Linked DNA regions of Mus musculus: all the other regions are linked to region 1. The links are chromatin loops, found by intact Hi-C in ENCODE. Cell type or tissue: heart. All regions are shown on one strand.

The links. A loop is a pair of places that touch in the nucleus more often than their neighbours do. Peaks named below come from ENCODE experiments on the same cell type or tissue, not always from the same donor. Only the 100,000 strongest peaks of a DNase experiment are listed, where the experiment ranks them.
Region 2: it touches region 1 in a loop (2.7-fold over the local background); 10 of 42 quality-filtered maps call a loop at or near these places.
Region 3: it touches region 1 in a loop (5-fold over the local background); 3 of 42 quality-filtered maps call a loop at or near these places.
Region 4: it touches region 1 in a loop (3-fold over the local background); 7 of 42 quality-filtered maps call a loop at or near these places.
Region 5: it touches region 1 in a loop (8-fold over the local background); 16 of 42 quality-filtered maps call a loop at or near these places.
Region 6: a loop joins it to region 1, with 2.2 times the contacts of the local background. A loop is called at or near these places in 6 of 42 quality-filtered maps.

What each region holds. Positions count from the first base shown.
Region 1 is chrX:12,004,882-12,008,881 of GRCm38, forward strand. No RefSeq gene overlaps it. Among named protein-coding and RNA genes, the nearest start is that of Gm34301, 4.7 kb to the left of the region's middle. In heart, no CTCF peak of the experiment used is centred here; DNase peaks (open chromatin) are centred at 990, 1,520, 1,690 and 2,510; H3K4me3 peaks cover 2,447 bases; H3K27ac peaks cover 2,941 bases; H3K27me3 peaks cover 2,989 bases.
Region 2 is chrX:11,805,707-11,809,706 of GRCm38, forward strand. No RefSeq gene overlaps it. Among named protein-coding and RNA genes, the nearest start is that of Gm26314, 43 kb to the right of the region's middle. In heart, no CTCF peak of the experiment used is centred here; a DNase peak (open chromatin) is centred at 1,725; H3K4me3 peaks cover 1,765 bases; H3K27ac peaks cover 1,895 bases; H3K27me3 peaks cover 4,000 bases.
Region 3 is chrX:11,893,896-11,897,895 of GRCm38, forward strand. It overlaps Gm52427 (a long non-coding RNA gene), which reads right to left and starts at 1,360. Exons shown (of 3, transcript XR_003953078.1): 1 at 1,274-1,360. In heart, no CTCF peak of the experiment used is centred here; a DNase peak (open chromatin) is centred at 1,706; H3K27ac peaks cover 1,469 bases; H3K27me3 peaks cover 1,559 bases.
Region 4 is chrX:11,627,760-11,631,759 of GRCm38, forward strand. No RefSeq gene overlaps it. Among named protein-coding and RNA genes, the nearest start is that of Gm34187, 96 kb to the left of the region's middle. In heart, a CTCF peak has its summit at 2,350 (motif pointing right); no DNase peak of the experiment used is centred here; H3K4me3 peaks cover 283 bases; H3K27ac peaks cover 164 bases.
Region 5 is chrX:12,085,463-12,089,462 of GRCm38, forward strand. It overlaps a transcript of Bcor not described here. Among named protein-coding and RNA genes, the nearest start is that of Gm46687, 5.0 kb to the right of the region's middle. In heart, a CTCF peak has its summit at 2,096; DNase peaks (open chromatin) are centred at 1,649, 2,199, 2,979 and 3,539; H3K4me3 peaks cover 3,405 bases; H3K27ac peaks cover 2,815 bases; H3K27me3 peaks cover 3,175 bases.
Region 6 is chrX:11,954,433-11,958,432 of GRCm38, forward strand. No RefSeq gene overlaps it. Among named protein-coding and RNA genes, the nearest start is that of Gm34301, 46 kb to the right of the region's middle. In heart, no CTCF peak of the experiment used is centred here; a DNase peak (open chromatin) is centred at 1,939; H3K27me3 peaks cover 550 bases.

The sequences.
Region 1 (4,000 bases):
TCCCCAGGGATCAAGGTTAGGATCCTGTCCTGAGATTAATGCTGCCAGGAATCCCTCTGCCACCAGCTGCGGAGGCTAAGTGGAAGCGCTAAACAAACAGAGGGCAAAGGGACGATGTTGTTCCAGGCTAAGGAGGGCCTTCTCTTGAGCTTTCCCAACTCACCTCTCCTAAATCTCAGATGGAAAGAAGGTAGCCAACTACCTGAGTCACCTCCAACTCTTCACTTCCTATCTAGGCCCACATACAGACATCGTCCTCACGTGTGTGTTGGAGGCCAGGCCTCCCACCTAGACAGTGTGAGTGTGAGCATCAAAGCAGAGCAAACCCTCGATGACGAAAAGCAGTCTTGGGACCCACGGTGCCTTCCTTGCCCTGTCTTTTATGTACTTCCTTGGGAAACTGAACACCCTTAAAGAGGCGGCGAGATGGAGACCTTTGCAAGGTGTTAACTGATTGATGCAATGGCTTCTGCTCTGGTATGAGCCAATGGTTCCAGTCCCCCGCCCGGTGACCTTGAGAAAGTCAGGGATCTACCCCAAACGCTTGGGATTTTCCCACCCCTAGAGGCCAGCCCTTTATCTCAGCCTCTCAGGCTTTTTGGCCACCCAGCTTTGTCCGGCTAGGCTGGCTAGCCTGCTCTGGGAGGAGGTACGGGAGTGGGGTGGGAGGGATGAAAAAACACCAAAGGCTTCACCCACACCCTTGCACCCCCTTCCTCGCCCGGGGCCCCTCGGCCAGTGCTCTAGCCGCCCGGTGTTGCCAAACCCTCACTGGGCAGGGTTGCGGGGTGAGGCTTTGGGAACAGGGCTTGAGCTAGAGAAGATGAGGAAAACAAGTGAAACGGGAGGGGCGGGGTGGGGTGACGGCTCATAAATCAACTGGCTCCACCCCCAGCCCTCAGAGCTGAGGCGCCTCAGCCCCGCAGGGAAGAGGAGGGTCACTCGACCACTCCTGGACGACCTCTGAGCTTTCCCTGAGCCATCGCCCCACCCTAGGCTCAGGCCGCCGTAAGACCAGCTCCTGGCCCAGATCGTAAACCGCCCGCCGGATTCGGCGGGAAGCCGCCCTTGGACGCAGCGCTCATCCGCCCAAGGGGAAGTTTATTTATAGCTTGTAAAACGTAAAGGAAACCAGACTTCGCTAGCTTGCGGAGCCTGGGCGCCTTCGATCCCCACCTGCCCACCAAGAGGGCTCAGCAGGGGGTCTGGAAAGTGGGGTGGCTTCTAGTCCTCCCCCTACTCTGCACCCAAAGGAGAAGGGAACCTTCTTCTGTTGCTGCCCAGGCTTAAATTCCCTCTCAGCGTGCTTAAGCAGGGCGCTTGATGCCACAGAGAGAGGAGGCCAGGGCCTGGGCCCTGTGTGGTTAGTGTAAAGGAGACTGAGCTGGCCCACTTGGCACGCACGCCCGGGCAGGCCAGGCAGCGCTGTGCGGGATTCCACAGCTTCCGCTCCCGACAGGGGGAAGTCCCAGAGTGCCAGGAAGCCTTGGAGTGGGTGCTCCCGGAGCCTCTCCTTGGAAAGCAAGGATGCTGTCCCCGTTCCTGCTGCGCACGTGTCTTCAGCAGAGCAGGCGAGCGCTGTGCGCCTGGGGCTGCGATCCGCGGGTGACAGCGGTTGAGAGCGCGCCCTCTCCACTTCACACCCCCGCCGTCGCCTCCTCCCCAGGGGAAGCTCCTCGCTCCGGGGTGCGCTCGGGGCAGGAGCCAGAAAAAAACGAAAAGTGCCGAGAAGACGAGGACGAAAACCGATAAAGAGCTCAGCCGAGCTCTTCAAGATACCCGCGAGTCCCCATTACTCACAACCCACCCGGGCAGCCCTTCCCAGTCCCGATGGAGTGCACCCTGCCTTGGTCAGGGAGGTGTGTGTGTGTGTGTGTGTGTGTGTGTGTGTGTACGCGCGCGCGCCCAATCGCCGGGACGGCAGTTGCGAAACAGGCTCTTGGCTGCAGCGCGGCATAATGGAGGTGGCTGGAACAATGCGCGCTTTGTGCGCGCTGGTTGTTTTCTACCCGCCTCGCCCCCCTCGCTCGGGCCGTATGGCACTTTAATCCCTACCACGGCTAGGCACAAATGCACTTGTGTCCTGTGGGTCACCGGGGGCCGTGCGGCTGGAGCTGTCCCCACCCCTCCCCCGCCGAGCCCACGGCCCGCTTGCCCAGTCTTCCTTCCTGCACCCACCTCCCCCCACCCCACCCCCGCGCGCCACCACTTCAATTCCCGGCGTGGGCCGCTCAGCCGGCTTTGGAAGCTTCCGGGCCCGCCGGCCACTTTTATTTTCCAGGCAGACGGCCCTCCCCACCCCCCCGGCGAGCACGCGCGCGCGCGCACACACGTGGAGCGCAGGCCTCCCACTTGCGGCCCTCCCTCGGCTCGCCCCGCCCGCCCGCCCGCTCGCTCCCGCCCGGCGCTCCGGACTCCTGCGAACAATAGTAAATGTCAACAGATTCCGCGCGGCGAGTGTCTGACTCGGCCGAGATAAGGGTGCGCGGTTGGCCCTGAGCTCCGCGACACCGCGGGGGGAGGCCACCCTGACCCTAGCTGGAAAGAACCGGCTGTGATGAAGCCGGTGTCGAGGGATGGAGGGCAGGAGGGGAGAGCCCCAGCCTCAGCCCCGGGAGGAGAGGCGCTTAGACGCCAGGCCTTGCCCCACCCCCACCCCGCCTAACTCTGTGCTGCTGGGCAGCCTAGGGGCCCGGTGGAAAGCCACGTGCTAGATGTCAGCCCACGGCTCGGATCTCCAGAGGACGCAGGGAAAAGGCAGGTGTGGAGGTGAAGACTCGGACAGTTTTCCACCTCCGGGGAGCCGGCACCCGAAACATGGAAAGGATCTCAGTCCTTGTCTCCTGAAACTCACTAAAATGTTTTTTTTTTTTTAAGCTCACACAACACTTGCAGTCCTCCCCCTCAATCGTCCGCAACCCACCACCCGAGTTAAAAATTCGCAAATTGATTCCCACGCGTTAGTATTAATGGGTTGTTCCTCTTAAATTGTTGCCAACTTTGCTAATGGATTATTATTTAAATTTCTTTTTTATAAAGTACGTGTTGTTTTATAGATGCGTATTTACTTAAAGAAATCAACTGCATCTATTAACATATTAAAGAGAGAATAAAGCACGGGGCCGGTGTAATGTGCTGTTCAGCCTTACTTTGGGTGCTGCGAAGATAGGAAAATCTTATTTGTTTAATAATAAGTCACTCATGAATATGCAAATGACATCGTTGCAGTACCTCACTTCTGTCACTATTAATGAGTTGCAAATTAATGTGACAACAAAAGGAAAATCTATTTAGTGGAGGAACTCAGGTTCCTACCTGGGGAGATCACCAGCAGGCCTGGAACTTCCATAGTGTAGATGGAAAGGACCGGGGATGGACACCTCACCCAGCCTTTTCCTGAAGCTACCACTATTGTTTAGACCCACGGACCTGCTTTGTCAATAGCCCCTTAAAATTCCAGCTCCAGGCCAGGGGAAGAATGGTTGCTCCAGGGTAATTAGGGCCAAGTGTGATTAATGGAAATCAGCCCACAGTTTGGAGTAAAGCAATTGGTGAAGCAGATTGGGAAGTGAGGGAGGGGTCCTCTCTCCACCCAGTTTCAAGATTCCCCGAAGCCTTTATTGGCCTCTGTTGTTTGGGATAGGGACAAATTGGGCCTGGGGTGCTCCGATCCCAGGTGGATCACAGGTACTGAGAGAGCAGCCCATGCTCTTGCGCTTGCCTCTTGGGCTTGGTTTTTTACAAGGCGGCTTTGCTGACAGATTTAAGAGCAGATCAGCTTCTTCCTGCCAACCTACTATCCAGTGGCTACAGACTGAAGTCTGCCTGTCTTCCACCGACCTTCCACTCTCCTGGCCTCCACATCAGAGACAGTTACTGACTTCATCAGTATGCTGAAGAGAGTGTTTTGCATTCACTTAAGTTTAGAAACATCTTTGCAAAAAAGTAGTAGTGGTAGTGGTAGTAGTAGTAGTAGTAGTAGTAGTAGTAATCAGTAGAA
Region 2 (4,000 bases), 200 kb before region 1:
TGGTTTGATGAGTGCTCAAAGGTGTACTGAGTCCATATAGATGACTAAGTGCCCAAGAGAGGCTGTGGGTCTCCAGAGGAACGGAGGAGCTTGGTTCTCAGAGAAGAGGGTACACCCCAGATCAATCCCCCTTGGTCCTAAGGAGCAGAGAAATGAAGAGGTTCCAAACAAGCTTCCCAAGAGCAAAGCTTATAATTCTAATCACACACACACACACACACACAGAGAGAGAGAGAGAGAGAGAGAGTCACCAACTCATGCACGTGCATGCTGCGTACACACAGCCATTTTGGACATCATTAATAATTTATTTTTGTAGATGCCTGTACTGTACGAATATTAAAGCATTATCTCACTGTTTTAATCACAACTGCTTTGGGATGGCCTTGTTCGTCCTGGTAATGAAGCCAGGCTCAGCGGTCGGACCTGCAAGAGCTGGTACAGCTGCTAGGTAGTTCTTAACCTTTGGGGCTGCCTCAGATCCCCTTTAAGAATCCTCCTTTTGGAAAATTGTGTACCTACTCAGAATTTTGATGCTACTTCCAGGGGTTGCAGCTCCCTACTTCAGGGTCTTGCACAGTTCTAACACATATACACACACCACCACCACCACCTCCACCAATGAGAAGCCAAACTAATGTTTGAGAAGCCGGTGGGGTAGAAGACACCATAGCAAGACCGAGAAGTCTCCTAGACCACAACGGGACGGGCACAGAAAGGGTTAAAGGGGTGTAAGGGTTTGTTTTTCACCTCTGAGAGTTGTTATGGGTCATTAAGAACACACACAAGGCCCAGTGAACATTCCATTCGATAGGCCTGCCTCCAGCACAGAGCCCTGCTTCTCCACAAGATAAGTCCTGTATGTGAAGATTGGTCCAGCTGCCCAGAAAGGGTGGATGGAAAATCACCCCAGATAAGGCAATTGCTACTGCAAGAACCGTACCTCTGGAGGGGATTGTCCAAGAGGCAGCCTAAGGAGCTGCTGCTCTAGGCAGTTTTGGAGGAGGAACATGTCCCCTCCGGGCGCAGCCTCTTGCCTGGGCTGTTCTGAGGAGTCAGGTCCCTGCAGTTCTGGGGTGGGCCCCCCTCGAAAATGCCTCAGCTACCTTCTGCTAGAGCCACATAATGCTTACTCCCTCTTCCCCCAACAGACACATCCACCAGGGCCTTAGGGCACCCTAGTCCTGGTGCACCACCCAGGTGGTACCTGTCTCTGTGCAGGTGAGGGGAAAGGCCTGAGGAAAACACCATTACTGATAAGTAACAGCTCCTTTCAGGTTTAACGACACGTTGCATCCATCCTAAAGCTCTCAAAGGGGGGGGGGGCAGCCTTCTCGAGGTACAGCGCCTCGCGCCTGTAAATAGAAACGGCAGGCTGGTGCGCGCGGGGGCGGGACGGCGCAGCGCTAGGGTGTAAATTAACTGGGGGCAACAGAGTAAATACATTACACATGGTATTTATTATGCGTCCGGACCTCGGAGGGGTTCTCCGACTTCTGGACACAGCAAATCTTGTCCCGGACGCCGCAGGCCTTGCGGTGGAAACCGCTGGCGAGGGCAGCCGGGGACTGCGGGGGACTGGGGAAGGAGGGGGGTGACAGCTCTGCGTTGTCTGCCGATCGGAACCCCCCTTCCGGCGACTGCAGCGGGAAAAGGGCTCGGGCTCTGATAGTTGTGGCACCGAGAGCTGCCGGGGCTCCAGGCCAGTCAGGGAGGGCTGCGGGGTGGGGACGGGCGACGCGCCGGGCCCCTTAGCATTCCGCCAGCGCGCCCGCCATCGCCGCGTGCGCCCCCGCGCCCCGCTGTAATTACCCCGATTACCAAATGAATCTGGCGCTTTTGTGCTCGCCAGGCGGTGGGTGCGGGGAGGCAGTTCTAATAGTTGTCATTAGGGCCGCGGAAGGCGGGGCGCCGGGGGAGGGGGGTGGGGAGCGCGGGCGGGGGAGGCCGCCGCTCCCTCGCTGGCTGGCTCGCTCGCGGGCGGTCCCGGGCGGCGCGCAGGCCGCTGCTGGCTGCTGAGTAATGATTTTTTTTTTCTAATTGGAGGCGAACAGCGGCCCTAATGGATGGAGCCGCTCTCGGCGCGCTCGCTGCGCCCGCCCCTCGATCGATACGGCTTGCTAACACCGCGGGCCTGAGCTCCCCGGCCCTTTGTGGTCCGAGATGCTGCAGGGGCCCCCCAATCTCCCGCCCCCTCACCTTGAGCCGCCTCGGCCTTGCTCCCTGTCTCGAAACTAACTCCCCAAATGCCCTCACCCACCACCCGCCACCTCTGAACATTCCATTCCCTTGCCCCTTCCGGGACCCGGAGCCCCAGCTCCCCTCTCCATGCACTCTTCTGCCTTTCTTCAATCGCCACTTGAGTGTCCTCCACCTTCCTGGACACTATCCTCTTCTGCCCTCCCATGCGCCTGCCAGCTTAGCAGCCAGGGAGGACTAGAGGGATAATGTAGGGAGCCTACTGGCCCTAGATTACCACCCCCTTCATCCCCTCTTGGTCACCACACCTCCACCTCCAGTCCTAGACCTGGAGGAAAGCCAGAAACAGAGCTGCCTCTGAGTGCTTGGGCAGACTGGTCCAGGAAGAGTTTCCTTGAGTCCAATCACATCCCCAAGTTCTTTCCTTCCTGGGCCCTCTCGGGCACCAAAACTCAAACCCACTCTAATTCGAACCCTTCAGCTTTGTGGAGGGGCAGAGGCCAGACAGGTCTTTGGGAGGTGAAGGATCAAACAAACTTGTGGTTTTGCAGGTCCTGTTCCCATACTGACACTAACAAGCTGGTGACCTTGGCCAAGGACTCAGCCTGGGAAACAAGCCTTCTATTCTACACCTAGCAGAAGCTCACCCAGACCCACAAGCTAGATCCCTGGGGTACAGTTTTAATAGCTAAGCCTGCTTACTCTTCCCAGCAGTTTACAGACCTTTCCAGATACGGACAGCGGGGGGGCGGGGGGGGGGTGGCGTGGCGGGGAGGGGATCCCTCCATCACTTCTTCACCCATTCATTCACACCAGTTACTTCCTGGCACAATAAGCACTTACTTGATTGTGTATTGCCAGTCTTCTCCCTGATACTACATAATCTCTACAACGTATAGGATTTGTATCTATCCTCTATCCTCAGTGTTTAAGGCAGCCTGGAACACAGTAGGCACTCAATAAAGTTTTAGTTGCATCAACAGACAGAAGGAGTCTGAACTGGCCTAACTTCTTCCTTTGCTTCCTGGTAGCACATTGCTTTTCCCAGAATACAGGCACAGCAGTGTCTCTTGGGTCTCTGCTTTTCCAGAACGTTGCCACTATCCCCTGAATGGGGACGTCTTTTTCACCTCAACTTGAACTTGGGTGGCGCAGCCTGCCGTGGAGTAGGCTTGGAAAGCAGAGGGGCCATTCTGGCAAGTTCTCTGAAATTGGAGCTGTAGCGCTTGTATGCCAGGGAGGAATCACGAAGCACGAATCACGGATCAGCAGTCACTCCACAGCAGCACACATGCTGACTTTCAAGGAGAACTCCATAAGGAGGGATTCAGAAGGGCTGAATCAGCCACAGAGGCCCCCTCCTCAGACCATCCAGAGAGAGCTTCCCATGAGAAAGGCCAAGTAGCTGACAACTTCCAGCTCTAGAGCCTAAAGGCTTTGTCTCAGCCTTTAGGCCAAGCCTCCCCACTGCATGTAGGGAGCGCTGTCCTTTGTGGCTAGCCATTTCTTCACTGGCTAAGCTCTCCTGGTATTTCCCACCTATGTCCCTGGGACCTCCTTTCATCTAATTCCTGGAGGATCCAACTGACACAGGCAGAGAAACCGACTCCTTTCACCATAGTGAATCCACTCTGAAGCCCTCTCAGCCACACACTGTCTCATCCCCCGCAAAGCTACCAGATGAGAATGGGGGAGGGTGTTAAAGACCAAGTGACTTGCACAAGACCTTGCAACTAGGCCTTGATGGACACAAACTCGGGCCTAACTATGTGTGACCACAAAATTCAGGCTCTTGATCCCT
Region 3 (4,000 bases), 110 kb before region 1:
CCTTGGGTCTCTGTCTCTCCTCCTCCTCCTCCTCCTCCTCCTCCTCCTCCTCCTCCTCCTCCTCCTCCTCCTCCTTTTCTTCTAATCTATTCAGTTTTGTAGTATTCAACAACCAGGCGCTTGCCAAAACCTGGCAGTGATACCCACCCAGCCATTTCCAGTCCAAACGGCTCCTGTCAACTTTTATGACCCTGCGCTAAAACTCCAGGCATGTCTCTTATTTACCCAGGCTGTCTGGCCTTCCATTTTTCACGTGTGTGTTACCCCTGCAGTTGCTTCAACTTCCCTCTGGCCCTTAAAATGCCAGTAAACGCCCAGTCCAATTTAAGCTGGGAGGTGTGGAGTATTTCATCTCTTCGGGCGCCTGCACTGCTTAATGTCATTTTTGTCTCTGTTCGGCTTGGGACGCGAAGGAAGAGGACGACTACTGCATTGGGGAAAATTGCTCTTTCGCTGGAAACCATTGTTACTAATAATAGCCTCACCCATCAAAGAGCTAGCATGGCCCCTGCCTGCAGGGGTGGGGTGCACACATACCTGACTCAAAGGAGACATGGCTGGCCTAGGTCAGTGGGTGAGGGCCACAGCCATAGCCACTCCATGCCTTGGAACTGTGCTTACATTCTGGCCTTTCATTCTTTTAATCCTTTACACAAACACTGTGTGCATAAGCCAGCATCTCTCTCTCTCTCTCTCTCTCTCTCTCTCTCTCTCTCTCTCTCTCTCTCTCGTGTGTGTGTGTGTGTGTGTGTGTGTGTGTGTGTGTGTGTGTGCGCGCACGCGCAAGCGCATTGTGTCTTTGAAATCATCCCAGCAAAAGGAGGTCCATGGTTGAGCCTGACCCAGTGCAATGCAGAATATATTATTTCTTTCAGAGCATGGCTAGCAGATCTACACGTGAATCACAGATCAAACACGGCTAGCAGAAACAATGACAGGAAGCGCAGCCAGAATGAATCAATTCCTTGATCCTGCTATACCAAAAAATTAAAGCGGAGCACTCCCGGGGTTTTTAACCCAGATAAGACTTCAGCCATGGCCGTGTTTCCCATGTTCCTGCCTTGCTCCTTTTGACTCCCTTTTTCTGTGGATAAAATAGGGAATATGAAGTGAGCAGGGTCAGGTTCTTTTCGTTCATCTGGATTTTTAAAATGACATGTCTCTGTTCCTTGCCCCCAGTATATGCGCGCACACACACACACACACACACACACACACACGCACACGCACACGCGCGCGCACGCGCGCGCGCGCGCGCGTGCACAAGTTTTACCTTTTCCCCCAGAACCAAACAGGATATGGGTTCTACCATTTCTTCCAGCAGAGTGAGAAGGGAAAACACAGAAAGATCCTTTCAAGGTATCAGTTCCTAAAAGGGAAAAAAAAAATCTCAAAGCAAAGAAAGTTCTAGTTCCCAGCTTGCCATTCATTCTCCATCTGCAAGGGTGGATACAGCCCCTTCATTCTCGAAGATCTGTTTAAATATGTAGGTGGTCTGGCTCTAGTCAGCTGGGTTTTATGTCGGCATTGACCCCAGGCTGACCCCAGCCCTGAAGATCCCTCATAGCCCTGCTGGCAGAGAGCTGGAGGGTGGAGCTGGTTTGTGTACTGATGGGCCACTAAGGCCACCCTGTCGGGCTGGTCAGCTGCAGCCATGTCCTCTCCTGACCTCTGCTCTAATCCCGAGGACGCCCTTTATTTAGACACCACAGTCCAGCCTGATCTTCAAGTCCTGGCTTGACTGGCTGGCGTCAAGCCAGGCATGGCCACAGGCTGGCTCCAGAGGGCTCTCCCAAGGAGGCCACAGCAGACTGGGGAGGCAGGCCAGGCCCAGCAGGCTCTGGCAGAATAGACCAGAGATTCCATGCAGGTCTGACTTGCAGACTGGGTTAGGACTCCAGGGGTGATCCTGTCTCTGACCTTGGCTGTGGTACAACCATCTCTGATCCCCTTGTGCCCCTTGTATCTAGATCAGTGCTCCCCAACCTTCCTAATCTGTCACCCTTGTGTTGTGATGACCCCTACACACACCACAGAACTGTTTTCATTGCTACTTCATAACTGTCATTTTGCTACAGTTAGGAATAGTAATGTAAAGATCTGTTTTCCAGTGGTCTTAGGTGATCACTGTGAAGGGTTGTTCGCCCCCTGTCCTCCCTCAAAGAGGCTGTGACCCAATACTTAGGAACTGCTTATCTAGAGAGAAGGCTATGTGAGGCTGGAACAGACAGACATATAGATGCTGGCCTTGGACTACTTAGTAATGATGCAGTCTTGAACCAAGGTGGCCACCCTAAATAGAAAGAAGCGAGAATAGCATCATCGCCAGGAGACTCCAAAGGAAGCCTTGTAATCTTGGCCCGAGGAAGCTAACTGCTGCTCCCGTTTCCAGCTGTCAGTGTGTGGTCACTTGGCATGGCTCACTAAGGGCCACTGGGAAGTTCCAGAAGGACAGCACCAGGTACTAGGGCTGGAACTGTCCTGTATCTTAGGTTCTTCCCAACAACAAGTTAGTAAAGGAGCGAACTGTCAGGCTTTGCCCCAGTCTCACTGATTAAAAATGGAGAGTCCAAGAAAATGAGCATCTTATTCAAAGCCATCTGATGGCAAAGCTGGGACTAGAACAGCGGTCACCAAAGCCTAGTACTGTCCCCTTTCTATGAGTTGAGCCACCATGTCCAAGGCCACTGAAGCCACTCTGAACAATTCTAATGAGAGCGAGGGTTTAGCGACACATGTGGAAGAGCTTGGGCAGATCTCTCCAGGGCAGGTAGGACAAAGGAACCTCCTGCCCACTTTCTGGCCCTTGGGTGAGACTTGCATTTGAACAGATATTGAGGTCGCTGGACACCCCACCTGGACTTAGCTCTCCTCCCAAAGGAAAAGAAGTTGAAGACATACCTTCTTTCTCAGTGACTCACTTCAGAGCCCCATTGGGTCTCCCAGGCCCTCATATTCCTCTAAGGTGCTATGGGAGGGACTTAGGAAGAGGGCCACCACCCATGAGGAGCTGTGGAGCCAGAGAGCAAATCTGTATAGAAATGCTCATGGTAAGGGGGCAATTGTTCCACACTCCATCAGGCAGGTGTCCCCAAGAAGTCCCCTGCCATTGGGGGAAGCTTGCCAGAAGTACCGCACAGAGGATACAGCCTGGAAATTCCAACTCTAATCTGTGACCTCATGAGCCCTGGGGGAAAAGCCTGGGGGCACTGACATATCATGCTGTCCAGAGAGCCTAGGGCAGCCAGGGGATACAAAGCTCTGGCTCCCTCTCCCTCTCCCTCTCCCTCTCCCTCTCCCTCTCCCTCTCCCTCTCCCTCTCCCTCTCCCTCTCCCTCTCCCTCTCCCTCTCCCTCTCCCACTCCCACTCCCACTCCCTCCCTCTCTCTCTGTGTATGTGTGTGTCCCTCTCTCTGATCCCTTCCATCTTTCTATCTTTTTCTGTCCCTGACACCTCTCTCTCTCTCTCTCTCTCTCTCTCTCTCTCTCTCTCTCTCTCTCCCCCTCCCTCTCCATCCCCCTCCCCCTCTCTCCATTTGCACTCCATTAACTCCCCCACACCCCCACACCCCCACACCCCTGTAAGCTTCTCTCCACACTGGCTCACTGGCCTCTCCCGAAAGCACACACTCTATAGATTACAGGTGTGAGATTCCCACACCACGCTCCACTTCCCTAGCCATCCTACTGACATGAGGCTGTACTAAATAAAGCAAAACCAGCAAAGATTTGCTCACCCTTGCCCTCCAAGAGCCTCCAGTCTGATGAGGGGGCACCCTTTAGTGTACTCTGTAGCGCAATAGAGAGCTCAGGCTACCACCATGTGGAATGTGGGGTGAGCATAGAGATAAGAGTAAACAATCACAGGACCCCATCACCTAAGCCTGGCCCAGGGAGGCTCACCTAAGGGGTTCAAACATTCTCCAGAGGGCAGTGAGGAGCTGTGGAAGGTTTTTGAGATCCAAGTGTGTTTTTGAGAGTTTCCCATGGCTGTGTAGTG
Region 4 (4,000 bases), 380 kb before region 1:
TGCCAATGGTGCATAGAAAGAATACTAGTATTGGCCTTGAGAGCTTGGGTCACATGATGGGGAAATGGAAGGTGCCTACCCACCCATGTGCAGTCATCCACAAACACTCCCCGCCATGCACCAGAAGAAGGCACCCATTTGTCTACACAAAATACCTTTGGGTCAACCTACTGGCTGAGTCCCCTGGTGAAAGTGGAGCAGAGAAGCATGGCAAACGGGCCTTTCCCGGAGAAAGCAAATCCACAGAGGCAGGGGAGGAGAAATCATAAGTAGGAAGGAGAGAACTCTGAAATAGCTGATGTGTCCTGTCCCCACTGTATGCCTCTCCCCCCAGCATCCTTTTTTTTTATCTAGGGCAAGCATATGAAGGAGATTTTTGTAATCCCCAGATTACATACAAGATCATGGAAGCTGTACCTTTAATTTCTCAAGACCACAGAAAGTAGAAAACAAAATCAGATCTCAATTCCTAAGAATGTTTTGGGGGCCCTTCCTCACTTCGATCATAACCAGTACTACAAACAACTTAATATGTATGATGTGGCCTACCAGATTCCGAGGAGAGAGGCTAAGAGAGATAACTGGCTTTAAGTCACAACCTTTCAATCATAAACAACCCCCACCAAATTCTGCAGGCTCAGCCCAAAGAGTGTACTACAGGACACAGCACCTGGACAAGTAGGTCCATAGGAATGGGCCTAGCATAAGGAGGGGCAGACCCCTGAAGTGATGCACACAGATGAAAAACAAGCCTAAGTTGGGCCTGTGTGGATAGTAGGTCCAGGGATTCACAGCCTAATGAAGTAGATCATGAAAGCTCATTTGCTTGTTCAATAGCTCCTTCCATTCACTCAGGTCCACTTAGGGCAGAACCAAAAGAGAGCTGGGAGGGGGCCTTTTGGATTTCTCACCCAGCTTTCAAAGCCTGGGAAGATGGAGAGAACAGAGGTCTCAGGAGCCACCTTGGGAGGCAGGTGTGTCCCAGTGAGGCTAAGAGAGCACCAACAGCTGGATGAATATCCCCCATTAAACTATGGCCAGCCTGGCCAGCAGCATGGAACAGGCCTTTCTGACAGAGACGGTCATTCACAACTTCATTTGGTGAGAAAATAGCTAGCTGTGCCTAGCTGCCCAAGTGATGTCCCAGAGGCAGGGACAGCTCACTATAGGAAGCTATAGGAAGCTAGCCAAAGGACCCCACAAGAGAGTGCTTCTCAAATGATTTGTGGTGAAGGACCTGTTATTTCTTGTTAGGTTACTCCCCTCCCCGAAACTTTCACAGACAAATCTCTTGTGAAATACAACAACAAAAACAACAAAAAATGAACAACTATAGGACGGGGGATTCCATATTTTTAAACCCTAAGTTTTAATGGCCTTTGGAGTCAATAGGACATAGAATGGCTCTGACACATTGAAGTTCTAAAATGTCTTTTCTTGATTTCTGTGTTAGGTTGTCATTTACAGGGTAACAAGCTGCTGCCGAACCAGCCCAGGTCTACACAGTGTTGGAGAACCATTGCCATAGGTTAACATGGTTAGACAGAGCTTCCTAGGCCTAACCAGTTATCCAAAACAGGCAAGGATGTCACTGACATAGGACATCCCAGGTAAACAGGAATGTCTGACAGCCCTTTGTTGGGTGTCATAGTCTACAGATGTAGATGATTATCACATGTCTCCAAGGCACAGAGCTAGGACAGTAATAAAATCAGGCTCTCTTAAATGGGGAAGCCAAGACTCAGGGTAGGACTGGGTATTTGTCAAGTTTACAGGGAGGTTATGAACTAAGATCTTCCTTAATATCAGTGAGCTCCCCCACCAACTTCCTCATTCTAGTGAGGATGCCATCGTGTACATGAGTGTCCCCAAGGGACATGTTCTCCCTTCAGGGGCTCCTCTTCTCTGCAGTTGCTGACAATGTCTCTGGGCATCATTCGAATTCCTTGGAACTGCCTTTAACTGCCTTCTTCATCCTAGTTTTCCTGTAAAAAATAAGAGTTGGAACCTCTCCAAAAAGAGACCCAGGACCCCCAAGCGAGAGAACTCTCTGGTTAGCAACAAGAACCAACAAACCTATCTTGGATATTTCCTCCCACCGGCCAGTGACTTGTACCTTCTAGAATAGGGAAGGGTATCTGGGATCTGGACCCAAGTCCTCACAACATCCATGACTCACCATCTCACTCTGCTTCTCTTAACTCAGTCAGGACAAGGGGAGGGCTGTGCAACTCTCTTTCCCAGCCAAGGAAGTCACCTAGGAGCCAACACTGGGAACCAGACAGACCCACAAGCTCCTGGCCTGGCAGTTGCCAGCAACGGAAAATCCTGCTAGGGCCACTTCTGTCTCTGCCAGCAGATGTCACTGCAGTCTGACCTCAGGTTACCAAAAGGGCATCACTAATTTTGGCTTTGCAGCCCTAGAAAACCAGACACTAAGTTTCTTGGCCCTTTTGCTGTTTTCTTCTGGCTTGCTGACTGCAAAAAAGACCTGTTTTGTCCCTCTGTTTTACCATCTGTGAAATGGACATGTTCCCCTTCACTCCCTCTCTTCCCCAAAGAAAGAATTCAAGAGCTATGATATTCCAGAACTAATTAGTTCCTACCCTCCCCAGACGTCAGTTATTCCATCTATCAGAGTGCCCAGTGATAGTTCACTTGCGTTCCATCTACCAAAACAGGTAGCCAGAAACACCTCCACCTATTTCTGTTTCCATAGTAACAGAAGAGTTAAAAAAAAAAAGGAAGAAAAAGCCTCTAACAAAATAAGACACCTAAGAGGCATAAACAAAATATGTGATGGTGTGGGAGACTGTAAAGTTTTTATTGCCACCTGTTTGGAAGACCTGCATAATTCAATCCTGCTCCCGGCATTTGCGAGGGAAGCAATCACCCCAAACTTGTGGCAATAAAGCCTTTATAGCCCCCCATGCTGGCACACCCACTTTCGAGGTACAAAGCCCCAGTTTGATAAACTTCCGCTTCTTGTATTTGCATAATGGAAATGGACGAGATTTTCCACTCAGGCTTCTGGGAAGCTTAGCTGGAAGCCGTCCTGGAAGCAACTCCAGCCAAAGGACCTTGGGACTCGACAGGGATGCTGAGTCCCATTTCCCTGAACCTGAGACCAGGCAGGTTCTAGTTGAAGGTCATATGCCTCCTGAGTCCTAAGTCATAACTATCATTGCAGTGCTCCGTTAGAAAGCACGCTAAGTGAGAAAGCTTGTCCAGGGTTAAGTGTAGGAAAGAAAGGTCCTAACTCAAGTAGACATCCAACGCCCCTCACTGTCAGACACACACACACACACACACACACACACACACACACCCTCTGCTCACTTTCAGGTACCCTCTCCCTCAATCTGTTGGGGACAGGTCAGGTAGTCGTGGCTGTTCTAGATGCCTCTCCTTCTCGGCAGATTACTACAACCCTGCCAGGACTCAGTGGTAAAAGTTTGAACGTGTCTGCAGAGCTTAATCAAATGCTAATTCCGTGTGGTGAAAGAATTTGCTGGAATCTGCAAGGGAGCTCCTGGCAGCAAGAAAATGCGTTGATTCACTCCCAAATCTGCTTTGCCCAAGCCGGGTGCGATTTAGAGCGTAAGCTGTATTAAATCACAAAGTGCTGTGTGGATCATACAGCCATCCTTTGTGTCGTTAATGAAGGGAAAAACAGGGCTTTATTCTGAAGCTTTGTGTATAATCAGATGCCATGTTGTAAAGCTCTGGAAAACACACCAGAAATCATAATTGGGAGGAAATAAAAGGGTTAGTCCAAAACAGCGTATGCAAATAAGGAGGAAAAAGAAACTGCCCCCAAGATTTGTGCGTTTCAAGAATCAACTTTTAATTCATGCACAGGGAGATTACAGAAGGGGAGGAGCGGCCTTTAAAATAGTATGAAAAGCTAGTTTAGATGTAAATGAGAGATAATGGGCTTTCACCAGGAAATAAGCAAGGGGGCCAAGTTTGTGCCCAGGGCTGGGGGAGGGGAAGGCAG
Region 5 (4,000 bases), 81 kb after region 1:
CGCGGTAGGAGGAGGTTAATGCATAATGCACAGCGCCTGGAAGCCCAGCCATTAGCGGCCTGTCGGTGACACAGACAAACGACTGAAAGGAAGGGGATCCAGCTCGCTCTGGAGTTTAAATATACCAGCATGGAGAGGGAACGCCATGATTTAAAAGTGTGTGTTTGCAGACACCCGCATATATTTTAATGATTTCCAGCAAGCTGCACGTCCCAACCCGGCACCCCCACCCCTCAACACAGAAGAGAGAGGATGAAGGTAGGGAGTCTCAATCAGAGACCCACTGACCTTTTTTGTTGTTGTTGTTGTTGTTGTTTGGAGGGGGAGGGGATGAAGGAGAGAGGTTGGTAAACAGGGTGTCGAGAAAAAAAAGAGGCTCCGGGAAGATGCCCAAGCCAAAGCCATACTGGTTTTAATTCTTTTTAAAAAGAAAAAAAAAATCTGATCATGGTGCCTTCCAGCTGGGACAGGACCCTCCACACTGTACAAGAAAGGCCAAGGGGGGGGGAAAATACACTCTGTCACCCTCTTCTTTCCCCAGGAGCCCACAGTTTTTTGAATCTTCCTGTTCTGCTGACAATCCAGAGACCTCCTTCCTGCCCGTTTAACACACCAGTGTTTTTTAGCAATTAAGGCGAGAATGGGGTGGGGATAAAGATAAGCCAATTTTTTTCCGCCATGCAAGTGTGAAAGATAAGATAAGGCTAAGCTGGGGCAAAGCGGCTGCTTACAACCTCCCCTCAGCGATTTTGATCGGTCACTTCTTATCTCGAAAAAATGCTCCTTTCGAAAACTGCATCAAAAAAAGAAAAAAGCTGACGGAAAGCGTTTTCATTTGGAAGTGACATTTAAAACCTAACTGCCTTCCACCAGCAACCCCTCTCCAAAGGCGAGGCTCTCCAGGAAAAGTCGCACCTCTACTGCAGGGTTTCAGGCCTTCTCGTGGGAGGACTGGATTTCTAGTGTAATTAAACTCAAAACCAGGGATGCGCGATGAGGACTTATTCTGCATCTGACACATGTTTATCTTTTATTACTGGTCTATATTTCTGTCTCACCATCGAGAGGATGTGCTGAAACTAAAACAAACAGGTAGCTATATTTGGGAGGGCCATATAATAACTATGTCAACAATGAGGTGGCTGTTCGTTGGAAAAAATAAAAAAAACTCTGTTGATTTTCACAAGACCCTGTAATCGGGAGTGGGGGGCGGGGAGGGCCCAGACCCTGAGAACTCCCAACTAAACTGGACTCTCCCTGAGTTTTATCAATTGTTTTCTCCTCACTGAGGGATTTCCGGAAGACTTTCTATTTGTTGAAGGTTTTGGTATCTAAGCCCACGCCCTCAAGGTGACCTGCAACTCCCCGCCCCCCGTCCCCCCCAATAAAGCTGCTGGCCCAAGATAGCAAGCAAAGGAGACCCCACAACAGGCTCAGAGCTCTGAGGCACCTTCTTCCCGTAAGCACCTCCAGTCTGCGGGCCCGGGATCAGGCTACAGGACCCAAAGCCCAGAGCCATCCGCAGCCGGATTGTCCCCAGGGAGCCGAAACCACCGGTCGGGGAAACCCCTCCTCTCGCCCTTCCCCGAAGAGCCTGGTCGCAGCGTCAGCGCAGAGCGAGCGGGCACTGCTGCCAGCCCGGCCTCTCCGGAGGCCCACAAGCGTCCCATTAGTCAGCCCGAGTTCCCCTTGGACGAGTCGTCTGGCGTGACCTCAAGGCCCGGTTCGGGCAGGGATGGGGTGCGGGGCCGCGGAGAGCTCGGCGGGACCCGGCCCGACTTGGTTCCGCGTCCCTGGACCCGCTGCGAAGAGGAGCGGGCGGGCCAGGCCGCTCCCCGGCGGGCTCCCGGCGCCGAGCTGCGTTTCACGTGCCCGCCATGGCAGCGGCGAGGAGGGGCTGGGAGGCGCGCGGCCGATCCCGCAGGGTCCCCGATCCCGCGTTCAGGTCCCTGGGGCGGGGCGGGGATCGAGGAACACCCTGAAGCCCCCATCCCTTCACAAGGCGAGGGCGACGTCGCCCGATGCCCCGGGGTTCCTAGGGCGCTGCTCCGAGAGCTGCGCGGCGGCGGCAGCCAGGGGAGGGTGCTCCTCGCGGCCGCGACGGGAACTTCCCCGCCGCCCCGCCGCCGCAGTCACGGGGACCGGAAGCCCTCCCGCCGCCCCGAACGGCCAGTGCTGGCCCCTAGGGCAGTCCTAGACGGGAGCTGGCCGTCTGTCCTCCTAGATTCCTCCAGGCTCCAGGCGATTGTCCGCACCCCGGAATGGACCCATTTTAGGCAAGGTCCGGCGAGACGTCCCCCCCCTCCCAGTTACCGCCACCAACACGCCTTTCCCCTCCCTCCTCTCTGGGCCCCGCAGCTGGGACAGGAGGGGCGCTGAGCCGCCACTTGGGCCAGGCAGGAACACCTGCTCCCGAGCCCTGCAGCTGGGCGCGAGGTGCCGGGGAGAAGCTGTCTACTGTTGTGTACAGAGATCGCGGAACAGAAATGGGGCGCTCCGGAGCACTGGAGTCTCCCCCCACCCATTTCCTACTCATTTTGGGCGGTCAACCCCAAAGCCAGAAAGGGCACTGATCTCCCTGAGGGTCTTAGGGCAACAACACCTGAAATCCAGCTTCTGGCCTTAAGAGGTCGTTAGCAAGCCACACGGGTCAAAAACCAGTTGTGGGAACCTTCCCCAGTGTCCACTCCCGCTCTTCAACCCAGACACCCTCATCTGCCCCACGCATTCTGGCCTCGTGCCGCGGACGGCAGTAGGTCAGGATGGCACCAGCATCTCCCCCCTCTCCCGAGGGGCAGAGAGTCTGGTATGGACCTTCGGCTTTGGCACTGCGCGTGGGGGAGGGCCAAAGGGTCCTCCCCATCTTTTCGAACCGGCGGCGGAGCTAACCTGCGAGGCTGTCCCAGCCTCACCCCGCCCCCGTCCGGCCCTCCCCGACTCCCCTGGCCCAGGGCCCGGCCGGGGAAGGCGTTGTTTTGCCAGCGGGAGCCGAGCGAGTGCGCAGAGAAAAGCCACCCTGCTCTAATGAGAGTGCACACAGCGCTGCAGCGAGGAGGAGGATTACCCGGCGGGAGGGGGAGGGGAGCGCGGGCCGGGACCGCGGGCGGCGTGTGCGGCGGCCCCGTGGGCCCGGAGTCCCCGCCTGTCTGGCTGCTAATCGCACGCTTTCTGCCGTTACGGAGGCAGGCGGGAGCCGGCGGCCGAGCCCAGCGCCGGCGACTCGGCGGGTGACACGGAAACATGGCGCAGCGCCCCTCCCCCGCCCGCCCTCCCGGCGCTCCCGCCTCCTGCCTCGCACTTCCTCCCGCCCGCGCGGCTTTTGCAGTTCTAATGCTCTGCTTTCGGCCTGGCACCATTACGCTAGCAGCCGCTTCTCTGCGGCCTCGCGCGTCTCTTTCCCCTTTGTTTTCAGGGTCTATAGAAAAGGTTTGCTTTTGTCCCGAGCTCTCTCGTTAAACCAAACTTGTGGTGGCAACGGAAGGCAGTGCGGGCGGGGAGGGGCCAGGGGATTTTGGCAGCAACAGAGCAGAGCGTGGTGGAAACTTCTCTTGCTGGGTTCCCCGCCACCGCCTTCCAACCCCCACCTCCACTCACAGACAAGCCGCCCCGCCGACGCTTCTCTCCTGAGAGGCCCCAGCGCTCCAGGAAGAAGGCCTGGGACACAGGGACTGTGACCACGGGCCTTCGAAGAGACCAGGGTTCTTGTCTGTGACCCCAGACTTTTGGCACTCAATGACCTTGATCCTTGGTGCGTTGACTTGACTTGGCTTTCGTCTGGTCCTTCGGGGCCCTGTTTCTCAGTCAGTGAATAAAGGAAAGGATCGAAGTAAAGTGTTTAGCGTGTGATTCTCCTTTTCAAAAGGCTGGCTGGAACCTTACTCATTTACTGTAGGCCTTCTTTATAGAGTACGGGGCAACAAGAGGGAAGCATGGACTCAAAGGACAAATGACAGAAAACCTTGTCCCCGGTGGCTGGCCACCTCACCCACACTCACTTAGC
Region 6 (4,000 bases), 50 kb before region 1:
GTTGGTTAGCTGGTTGCTTTTGAAGACAAAGGCTCATTATGGAACCCAGGCTTGCCTCAAACTCCCTATATGAGCCCAGGCTGAAGGTTCAGGTCTTACAAGGTCCCAGGCATTGCTAGAAGTATAGCTGTGGTAGAGTGCTTGCCTTGGTAGTGTGTGCACAGTCCCAGGTTTCAGCAATGGATACAATTGATAAATCAAACCCTTTACAAACTAGGAATTTGAAAAAGCTCACTAATGGAATGTTTTACTCAATAAAGCAACCTTACAGACATGGGGAACGATTATATTTATACATACAAACAGTAATACTCACGTACCTTCATATGTACAGATTGTTGCGCTTAGGTGTGGATCTGAGGACCCCAGGAAGGGCAGGAACATTAGGCATTGCAGTAATGGGGCTTTGGTATCAATGGCATGTCAGGAGGCAGCAGGAAAAGGAGCCTGTGACAACCCTATCCAGAGAGGTGTGGCGTGGCAAATAGCATTTACTGCATTGCTCTGGAAGCCAAGTTTGCCTGTGTGGCCCTCATTTCCAGGTTCCCACCCTCCAGCTGCCCTTGCCCCACCTCCCACCAGACCTTCTTTATCTAGTGAAACCTGTCTCATCCTCCCAAATCCAATTTAAAGGTGGTGTCTCTGGACATCTCCTCATAGTGAGACTTTAGGCTAAGAGCCTGACTCCCCGGTGCCACAGCCCCAAGGCAGGTAGAGAGTTCATGCACTCACAGCCTATTGACTGTTTCCTCAGCTCTGCTAGGCCAAACAAGGAACTGATTTACTCCATCCCTATGGTCCTGCTGTCAATCAACACCTTGTACAAATGGAAATATATCCATTTTTTCAATTGCCTTTTCGTAATTTCAAAAAGTAATATGTTCCTTCCAAAAGGATAGAAAGAAAATTAAATGAATCACACATCCAGAGATAAACACTGATAACAATTTTATGTCCTTCAGTCTTTCCCTATAAACTTTTTGTTTTATGAAACTGAAATTCTATTGAATATATAGTGCAGTGCATTATAGAACAATTATTTCTCAAAAATGTGATTGTACCATTCTTGCTATTCTTTTCTGTGTCACTTTCTCCCCCCCTCCTGAGCCTTTTAACAATAGCTTGTAGCCACTGTAGAAATTTTGAAAAATTACACATCAAAAAAGGTATAAAAAATGTAAATTGTCTATAATTGCCTGCTATAGGTTTTTCTAAGAGCCAACAGCTCAGCATTTCCTTTCAGTATTTTTTTATGCATTAATTTTACTGCATTTGTTTCTGGCATAATCACAGCAAATTTCCAAATGATTCCTATCCCAAAAGTGGAAAGGTGTTCCTTCTGGATGGGTCACGTCTGGGGCCAGCAGGGGTGACTGACTCACTCTAGGTCTCCACCCCAGGCCCACTGGCCCTGGTGGCAGGGCCTTTTGTCTGTCCCTTGTGTTTCTTTGTCAAATGATCTCCTTCAACCTTAACACTCTTGGAGGTTTTCTTAACAAAGCTAAATCTATGTGCCTCCCTAGGACTCCCAAGCCATAGGCCTCTCCGTTCCCAGAGGCCTCCCCTTCCCAGAGCCTACTCACCACCAAAGCATTTATCAGGGGGGTCTGATGGGCTTTAACAGACAGGAATCAGCCCCTGACTGCAGGTTGGCAAGGCCAACTCTGGTGACACTATGTTCATGTGAACAAGAAGTGGCAGGCTGCAAGGAAGAGCTAGTCATGGGGCCACCCCAGCAGGGGCTCCACGTGTTCTTTACCCGTGGACCTGGGCCCTTATTACAATGGAGCCAGGCTGGCAAACTTCCCTCTTTCTGTGGCACATGCAGGTGTCCAAATAGGCTGGCCCCGGAAGGCTGGTCCTGGGTCTAGAACTGACACCATGCCTTAGAAAAGGAAAGCTATCCCAAGGTCAAGACCTCATCAAAGGCCTTCCTGGAGGAACTGAACAGGAAAAAGGCACTTCCCCTGCGCAGCAGAGTTCCCTGAAGCATGCTTCCTGAAGGTTCTGTTCCCCACCCCAAGGATCCTGGGAAGAGCTGATAAGGATCCGAGAGAGGACAGGGAGGGTGAGAAGAGGGTTGATTGAAGAAGAAAGAGTAAGAGACAGACAGAGACAGAGACAGAGAGACAGAGACAGAGGAGTCTTCCCACAATGTACTGATATTTTTTTTTCTGGTGCTGAGGATGGAGCCCAGAGCACATGCTCTGTCACTAGCCACAGGTCAGTCATTGTTGCAGTGGCGATTTTGCTGTTTAGTTTTTGTTTTGAGACAGGCCTGACCATGCAGACTACACTAACCTCAAACTGATAACCCCTCCTGCCTGCTAGGCTGCCACTGCTGGCTTTGGAATTGCCAAGGATCTGCACTGCTCAAAGGCCATCTGCTAATCAGGAGTCACATTTTGCAAGCCCCCACTGAAACCTACAGAGTGTAGAATCGGGACCATAGCTGGGACGGCCCTGAAGCTTGCAGGCACCAAGGTGGGCCTGGGTCACCGGGAACTTGGTGAAACACTGTGGTAGACTGCCTGGATAGCCCAAATTCTTCACCACTACCAACCCCAATCCAGATCCAAGTCTCTTCCATAGAACTTTGCAAACACCCCTAGCAGGAGCAGAGTGACCTGCTGGGCCCCTCCCATGGCCAACAAGCTTTCCAGGAATCGAGGCTGGATCTTTTGGGCCTACCTTGGGGATGGCTGAAATAGAGATGACCTACCCTAGTCTTCTAGACCAAAACCGGTTTAGACTGGCCCCCAGCTCCGTGAGCGTGTGCAAAACAGCTTAGCCAACGACCAGGTGAGCCCATGTACAGAAACAAAACAAACTGGTATTACTGGAAGCCCCTGAGGTTTTACAGTAATTTGTTTTTCAGGTTGTTGAAGCAAAAGACAAGAAGACGGTCTGCAGAGGTGCCTGTCCTTCATTTGAGTCACAATGAACATTAGCATATTAAAGGCCCTGAGAAACCCTTAGTAGAGAAACCAGTTTTCCTTTGCTGAACTCAGCATTTCCCAAAACTTAAGAGCTCAAGGAACCAGCAATGAAGTCTTGCTCCACATTAAAAAAATATTTCTTATGCATGAATGTGTGTGCATGTGTGCAAATACTCAACGAGGCCAAAAGGGGAGGTTGAATTCCCTGGAGCTGGAGCTACAGGCAGTTGTGAGCCACCCAGTGTGGATGCTGGGAGCTTTCCTATGATTATCTGCAGAAGCAATGTGAGTTCTTCACTGTTGAGTCATCTCTCCAGACCACCTCACATTGAACAGAAGAGAAAGCCAGGTCCAAGGAGGGGGGTTCCTCTGGCACCTGGCTGTTGCTTCTTCTCCATGACAGTACTGTTCACTCTTAGCAACATTGCTCTCTCCCTGTCTGAACCATATGACTTCATATTTGATTCTGCCTTATGTTGTTTTTCTTCCTCAGTGAGAAACTGTTCTCGGCCCAGTAAGATGGCTCAGAGAGTAATGGGGCTTGCTGCTAAGCCTGATGACCTGAGTTCAAGCTTATCCGACCTCCACATGTGTGATGATGGCATATGGACTCCCCCCCCCACACACACACATCATCATCATCATCATCCATACTGGCACACACACATAATAATAATAAACATAATTTTTTTTAACTCTAACAAGTTTCCTGAGTATCTACTGTATACAAGGAACTTCACTAAACATTAGTTATACAGACAAAAAAAAAAACAAAAACAAAAACAAAAACAAGCCCTGACTATACATAAGTTTACAGTCTTGTGGCAGGGGTTGACAGAGGAAAATGATTGGGAGCACCCAAAGCAAAAGGAGCACTGAGGTGGAAAGCACTAAAGTGGGGAGCATTGGGTGCTATGGGACAGAAAAGGCAGGCCACGTGTTGAGGAAAGCTGCATAGAGATTCTCATAGAGGAGATGATGTCAGAGCCAAGGCTTGACCTGGGATCATCTCTGCAAGAAGGATTTGACAGGATGGCGAGGGACAGAGGAGGTGGATACAC